2 separate regions of the Homo sapiens genome follow, and region 1 is linked to region 2. The links are chromatin contacts, found by Hi-C or POLR2A ChIA-PET in ENCODE. All regions are on one chromosome and are shown on one strand. Each heading gives the region's core, a stretch centred on a gene start or an enhancer-like site at or near the end of the contact. The rest is flanking DNA. Distances are from core to core; before and after follow the strand shown. Region 1 overlaps ARHGAP26 (Rho GTPase activating protein 26). Region 2 holds the start of LINC01844 (long intergenic non-protein coding RNA 1844).

Region 1 (3,510 bases), core at 644-3,143, 140 kb before region 2:
GCTGGCCAGAGGTGAGAAAAGGCCAGGGAACATGAGTCACTGGCATTCTGGGACATTCTGGCAACTTGTGCCTCCACATTCCATGTTTAAGAGGACACCCAAAGTTAGAGAAAAAAATAAGGAGAAAGGGAAGCCGTTTCTGTCCTGAGAAAACAGCAATAAGACCTCTGCAGCAAAAAAGTACTACAGCTTAGATAATGTTCTTAAGATGGGAGAGTGTGTCCATTACTCAGGACACAAGATGGTTTTCACCTTCCAGAGAGTCTACTGTGGGGTAGTTAAGTCAAGGATTGAGTTAGAATCCTAAAATTTATTCCCAACTCAATATGGACTGGCTAGAAACAAATCACCATCCCTCTCCAGGACTCAATTTCCTCAACTATAAATTGAGGATGATTAGATAATTGCTCGGGTTTCTTCTTTCAGCTCAAGGACCATATAACAAAATAAAAATAAGAACACCCCCTCCTCAAAGGATTTCTAGGGTTAAATGAAATAAACCACATACAGTGCTTGGCAGGGTGCCTACCACATGGAAAGTGCTCAATAAATGTCAGCAATGGTGGTGACAGTGGTGAGCTCATCACCTAAACCTGCCTCCTTCTTATCAAGAACACACCTGCTTTCCATGTCCTGTGTGCCATGAAGGTAACCGTCCCAAGAACCTACTACAATTGGAAATTAGACATTTATTTGTATCTTTTTGTCTGATGTCTTTCACCCCAGCTACTTCATGAGCACAGCAACCACGCCTGCCTTGTTCTCCACCAAATATCAGGGCACAGAACAGTGCTGGCACAGAGCAGGCTCTCACATATTTTTTAAACAAATGAACTGTGTGTATCTAATATAATCACTAACATTGAATGACTACATGACCAACCTTGTTCTCATGTTCAGGTAGCTATACGACAGACACCGTTTTAAGCATTTGATAGGAGTTCACTCACTTCTTCTTCATAATAACTCTACGAGGCAAGTTTTATTATTACCCCCATTTTAGAGATCAGGAAACAGGCATGAAGAGGTTTAGTAACCTCCCCAAGTCTACATGCAAATGGCAGAAGTGAGATTTGGATTCAGACAGTCTAGCTGTAGACCCACTCTCTACGCTACTCTCTTATGTCTGTTATACTTATTCTAGAGTCCAGCATTCCAAATGTACCTCTAATACAGGAAAAAATAATTTCCTCAAACTTGGAAATAGAAACTTAGGGCCATGGTTATGTCAAGCACCAGGGGTCGTGCCCTACTCCAGAGTAGCACATTAGCATAAGAATGCCCAAGAATCTTCCTCCCTGGCAGCCTTCACATGGTGCACTCTCCAACAGGCTGTTATGGCAACCGAAGCAGCACCAGAGAGTGGAGGAGGAGGAAAAAGTAATTTTAGCATGGCACAGACAGAGTTCAGAACCTCCACTTGGCCAATACCCAAACCAGCTGAAGAGCACTTGCTGGCTCTGAGATGTTCTTGAGACTGCTCCCTGGGTCGCCTAGAAGTGGATCTGTTGTTTGCTTGTTTGTTGTCTCTTAAATTTACATAATGTTATGATATAAATGTATGTGTGTGTGGAGTGATGCAAAGGAGGACATGCCAGGAGGAAAAAATGACAAATGGGGAAGGATGAGACATCACCCAAATGTCATCACAATTCTTCTTTAGTGATCATCCAAAAGTTATTTAATAATCAATAATTATTCATGGTTTAATGAATAGGAGAATAGAATATGCATGAGGGGAAACATGCTTTGGTGAGTGACTACTTAAATTCTTTTATTCTAGTATGTCACCATCTATACCACCCCCCAGCCGCCGCCCCGGGGGACAGTAGCTCCTCCTATCATTAAGATCACTGGTATCAAGCCCAAAGGGAGCTCACTCAGACTCTTGCCTCACCTCCTTGGTAACCATGGTAACCCTCAAGCCAGTGAGAGAAGAGGCCAGAGAGAGAGGCATCTGTGCTCAGAAGGAGAAGTAACTACTGAAAAGATGACTCAACAAACAGCTCTGCTCTGCCTCAGTCTCCAAGCTCTGCATAACCCCCGGAAGCCACTGCCAAGCATGTTCAAGAGTGGGGAGGCACAGGCCCCAAGGCCACCAAGAGGAGCCCTGCGGGCAGGGCCTGCACTGCCAGGAACTGAGGGAGCATTCGCTCACGGCTTATTAACTGCCATCACTGGACTGGTTCACAGTCTGTATGAATTCTTAGTGGAATAAGACTTTGTGTAAATTATACATTCCTTAATCTCTGATACAGCACCAGTGAGCTCCCACTTCCTCATAAATGTGTAAACTAAAATTAGTAGAAAATACTCTAAAACTGGGAGAAAGTCTTTGCCACAGTCCCTCTTTCAAACTGTAATCAACCATCCCTCTGAAAGACCCTGACTAAACATCATCTTTTGCAGGCCCTAATCATATCTATTTCCAGAAAGCAGATGCACTCAGGGGTGTGTGTGTTGTAGGGGTGAGGAATACCTCATTTTGCAACTAAGCAAAATCCACACAAAGTAAGAGGGTGGTGTTGCCCAAAAGCCCCTGCAGGTGGCGTAAGAGACCGCAGCTGAATTGACTCACAGTTCCAGAAAAACAGGAAGAAAACGTTGGAAATCTTTTTGCTTTCATTGATTCCAATGAAAACATCTTCTCTGCAGGTAGCCTCTAACACTCTACCGAAGGTCAAACCAGCTAGAGTTTCCTAGTGATTTTTTTTTTTTTGGACATGGAGTCTTGCTCTGTTGCCCAGGCTGCAGTCAGTGGCGCGATCTCGGCTCACTGCAACCTCCACCTCCTGGGTTCAAGCGATTCTCCTGCCTCAGCCTCCCGAGTAGCTGGGAACTACAGGCACCCACCACCATGCCCAGCTAATTTTTCTATTTTAGTAGAGACGGGGTTTCGCCATATTGGCCAGCCTGGTCTCGAACTCCTGACCTCGTGATCTGCCCACCTAGGCCTCCCAAAGTGCTGGGATTACAGGCATGAGCCACTGCGCCCAGCCCTCCTAGTGATTTATTACAGGGCAAAGGAGCCCTGGAGAATCCACCTTTTAAAAAGGAACAGGATTCCCTTTGCAGTCTCTCAAGAACACATTAGAATTAGTCAAGCTTAGGCTACAGTCCCTCCAGGTCAGTGATAACAAACGGTGATCTCCAGGTTGAAGCAGGCCTGCAGATGTCATTTTTTGACCTGCACAATGGGTAATATATATTTTAAAATTATTTGCCAACAAGAAATTTCACATAAAACTGGCTTTTCAGTTTGTCTTGAAACATTTAAAGAATCAGCAAGAGAGGGCCCATTTCCAGACCCAACAAAAATCAGCTAAACCTAAGTACCAGCTGCCTCCTTTTAAAGAAAGTCCCTGTACCCACAGGGCACAAATTTGTAACCCCTGCTTAGGCTGCAAGTCCTGGACCTCCACAAAATACAATTCCACGAAAACAAATGTATTGTTCAATAAAGACAATTGTCTAAGCACACAGCTATCTATTATAATAACACAAATGAGG
Region 2 (3,284 bases), core at 498-2,997:
AATGTCAAGAAATCCCTTTCTGGGAAACAGAAATTCCAGGTTACCCCTAGTGAATTCAACCAACTTTGAAGTTTGGCCAAGCCTTTAAATAGCATTGCATGATTTCAAATTTGGAATCCTGGGCAGCAATTTCCCTTCCTGAAGAGCTGTTGCATGTTCTATGCATAGTCATGCTTTGGCTTGAGTTTATGAGGAACAGAAGTTTCAAAAAATCTGACTGAGAAGTATAAGCTAAAAGGCTCAAGTACCAGTTATACTTTTCCCAGGGCCAGTAAGCTCTCAAAGAGCTCAAATCCAGGGATCAAGCTCTCCATCAAGGACTTGGAACATAATGTTATTTTATCACTTTCAGAAATAATAACTAGAGATAATTTCTGGTTGACATAAGACTCACAACTTATCCTTGAGTGAACTCTTTTCGTGTCTCAGTTCCTCGAATGGAAAACAGTCAAATAAGCACATATACAGTCAAAATCTTCCTCCAAATCTGTGAGGTTCCCTCAGTGGAGTCAGTCTCATTAAGTCACTGCTATTCAGTTCAATAGCAGTGAATTAATCCAATTTGACCTTTGGATTCAGATAAACCTGAGATTAGGCTTTGGCTTTGACATGTATCAGCCACGTGACCTTGAACAGAACATGGTAGCTCTCAAAGCCTTAGCAGCCTTGTCTCTTGCTGGGAAGATGGTAAATGATAATGTGTTTAATGTGCTTAAACCAGTGTCAGGCACATGCGAGGCAGTCAGTAAATAGTGACTTACAGTGATATTTCTGCTGGCTTCACTTGCACATTTCATTCAAAACAGTTGAAAAGTCCAGTGTGTTCATGGTGTTTTAACTGGCAGTTGTGATCTGAAGTCAACCTTCAACTAAGTGGATTAGTTTATCAACTTCCAAATTATAAGCAAAATTAATCTGAACTAAGGCAATGAAGTGATACAGGCATACAAATGAAACATCTGTCCTGATCTCTGCCTTGGAAAAATTCAAAACACTGTAATTCTATTATTCTTACAAAGATTATTTTAACCATTTATTTTAAAAATCAGCATTGCTATTGCATCTTGACTGTTCTATTGTCCAAACTTTCTGTATCTATTTTAAGACTTAAATATAAAGCATGAAACAGGTTTAATTTTGAACATAGTGAGCAGATGAAATATCACTCTTTTCTTAAAAGAGATTCTTAGCAGGCATTTTAAAATCCCCATCCTGTCTTGTTTTCACTAGATCACTGGTCAGTACTCGACAGCTTCAAGCCAGATAATTTCAAAGGTTCAAGATGTCAGTTAGATCCCACTGACCACAGGTAGATCCATTTGAATTAGAAAAATTCTAACACTGACGAGAGAACTCTTTCCTAATGTTAGGTGTGGCTAAGGATCTGTTTGAGCTATTGGAATATGGGCAGTAGTTTATAAGTATCAGAATACAACTTTCTGTGTCCCCCTTCTCTTTGCCAGGGGCAGCTCGTATTGATCTGGACATGCAGCGTAAGCAAAATAACTTTATGTCATTTAAGCCACTGAGATTTTAGGGCTATTCGTTTCTGCAGCATAGCCTAGCCTTTCCTAACAAGATATAGAATATATATAAATGCAGTTGATATGTGTAACAGACATACTCACGGAGCCACACACGGAGTCCTCCCATCTTGGTCTACAAGTAATTTCCAGAAGTTAGTGGTTTGGTGGGATAGAGACAAAGCTCAGAACTACAGTCAATATCAGAATAACTTTAACACACTGGCAGAAAGATTCAGACGCATCTCTTCTATGTCATCATGAGAGTGAGAAACATGATTCCTAAATCTGTATTCCTGGCTGGAATTCTCATCTGTCAACAGGTGTCATTGTCACCTTGAAGAGAACCAGAGCAGGCTGTCTCTCCCTCATCCTCGCGCACTCTCCTGGTGAGTTGTAGAGCTGGGGCTGACCTCAAACTGAGAACTCCTTGGGATATAGCATGTATCCCAAGTAGCCCTCACTCTAGGGAGGTTTTTTTTTTTTTTTTTTTATCTGTATCTCAAGTCCACAAATAAGCACTCAAGGTTGATGTCAATCTTTGACACGTCATCTATTCCCAAGCCAGCCTCTCCATGAAGGAATCAGTGATCTTCCAAATGTTTTCTTTTCATAGCTGAAACAAACAATAAATATTATTTATTATTTTAGTAAGAAGCACATGATCTAAATCCCACTAGTAATAAAGATAATGGCCATTTGTTGAGGGCTTGTTATTTGGCACTATGACATATATCATTTTATTTAATCCTCGCAACAATTTGATTAGGTAGTATATTATTAGAGTTCTCCAGAGAAACAGACCCAATAGGATATATATAGAGATACATTAGGAGATTTATTATAGAATTGGCTCATGCAGTTACGGAGGATGAGAAGTTCTACAGTATGATGTCTGCAAGCTGGAGAACCAGGAAAGCTGGTGCTATAATTCAGTCTGAGTTTAAAGGCCTGAGAAATGGGAGCAGGAGCTCATAGTGTAACTCAGAGTATGAGGCCCAAGGCCAGAGAAGCTGGAGGGTGAAGATGCTTGCTGGTGTCAGTGTCAGAGTCCAAAAGCCTGAGAATCAAAAGCATTAATGTCCAAGGGCAGGAGAAGATGGATGTCCCAGTTTCAGCAGAGAACAAATTCACCCTTCCTCTGCCCTGTCGTTCTATTCAGATTGGACGATGCCTGCCCACATTGATGAGGGTGAATCTTCTTTCCTCAGTCTACTGATGTAAATGCTGATCTCTTCCAGAAATATCCTAACAGACACACCCAGAAATAATGTGCTGCCAGCTATTTGGGCATGCCTTAGCCCAGTCAAGTGGATAGATACATCATCGGTAGGTACTGTGATTTCCTTTTTTACAGATCAAAAAACCAAACCTTAAAGTGGTCAAGTAACTTGCTTAAGGTCAACCAGCCTAGAAGTGGGAAAAATTATGCAAACTCAAAAACTGTTCTTTGCAAGGAGGCCCGCCTTATTCCCCCTCCTGGCCATATATTATATCTCAATCTCCACACCCAAGATATAAACCCTGGAGTTTTCCTTGTCTTCATTCTGTTGCCAGTGACTTGATTACATCATTTCTGGTCTGACACCAGTAGGGCTCCAGTATGTTCCCGGGGAGAACTGGGCCCCCAACACCTGCTAATTTCTTCCTGCCTTTGCAGAGGAGAGCCTGGGAACTTAACCTAAGAAAAAAACTAAACAAAGTGATCCAAGGAGAAAAAAAACCCTGGGATGAAGAAAAGTTATTTTCCTCTTTGATAAT

What was found. Hi-C counts contacts between places; a loop is a spot of excess contacts on that map. ChIA-PET counts read pairs that join two places held with the same protein, here RNA polymerase II (POLR2A). Pooled maps may share reads with other maps.
Region 1: a map of B cell shows a loop between it and region 2 (21-fold over the local background). The contact joins the enhancer-like site here to the promoter of LINC01844 in region 2. A Hi-C loop is called at or near these places in 60 of 168 maps with a recorded cell type or tissue (B cell, CD4-positive, alpha-beta T cell, CD4-positive, alpha-beta memory T cell and 40 more), 37 of 37 single-sample maps with no recorded cell type and 37 of 50 pooled maps. POLR2A ChIA-PET finds 5 or more read pairs at or near these places in 13 of 52 experiments (B cell, CD4-positive, alpha-beta T cell, CD8-positive, alpha-beta T cell and 10 more).

Annotation. Positions count from the first base shown.
Region 1 is chr5:142,879,727-142,883,236 of GRCh38, reverse strand. All of the region lies in intron 4 of ARHGAP26 (Rho GTPase activating protein 26), which reads right to left. Among named protein-coding and RNA genes, the nearest start is that of ARHGAP26-AS1, 13 kb to the right of the region's middle. Within about 2 kb of position 1,893, at least 5 of the 41 ENCODE cell types and tissues checked have a DNase peak (open chromatin) inside an H3K27ac peak, as active enhancers do; they include dorsolateral prefrontal cortex, where a contact is called at or near this core.
Region 2 is chr5:142,744,063-142,747,346 of GRCh38, reverse strand. It overlaps LINC01844 (long intergenic non-protein coding RNA 1844), which reads right to left and starts at 1,747. Exons shown (of 4, transcript NR_110558.1): 1 at 1,629-1,747.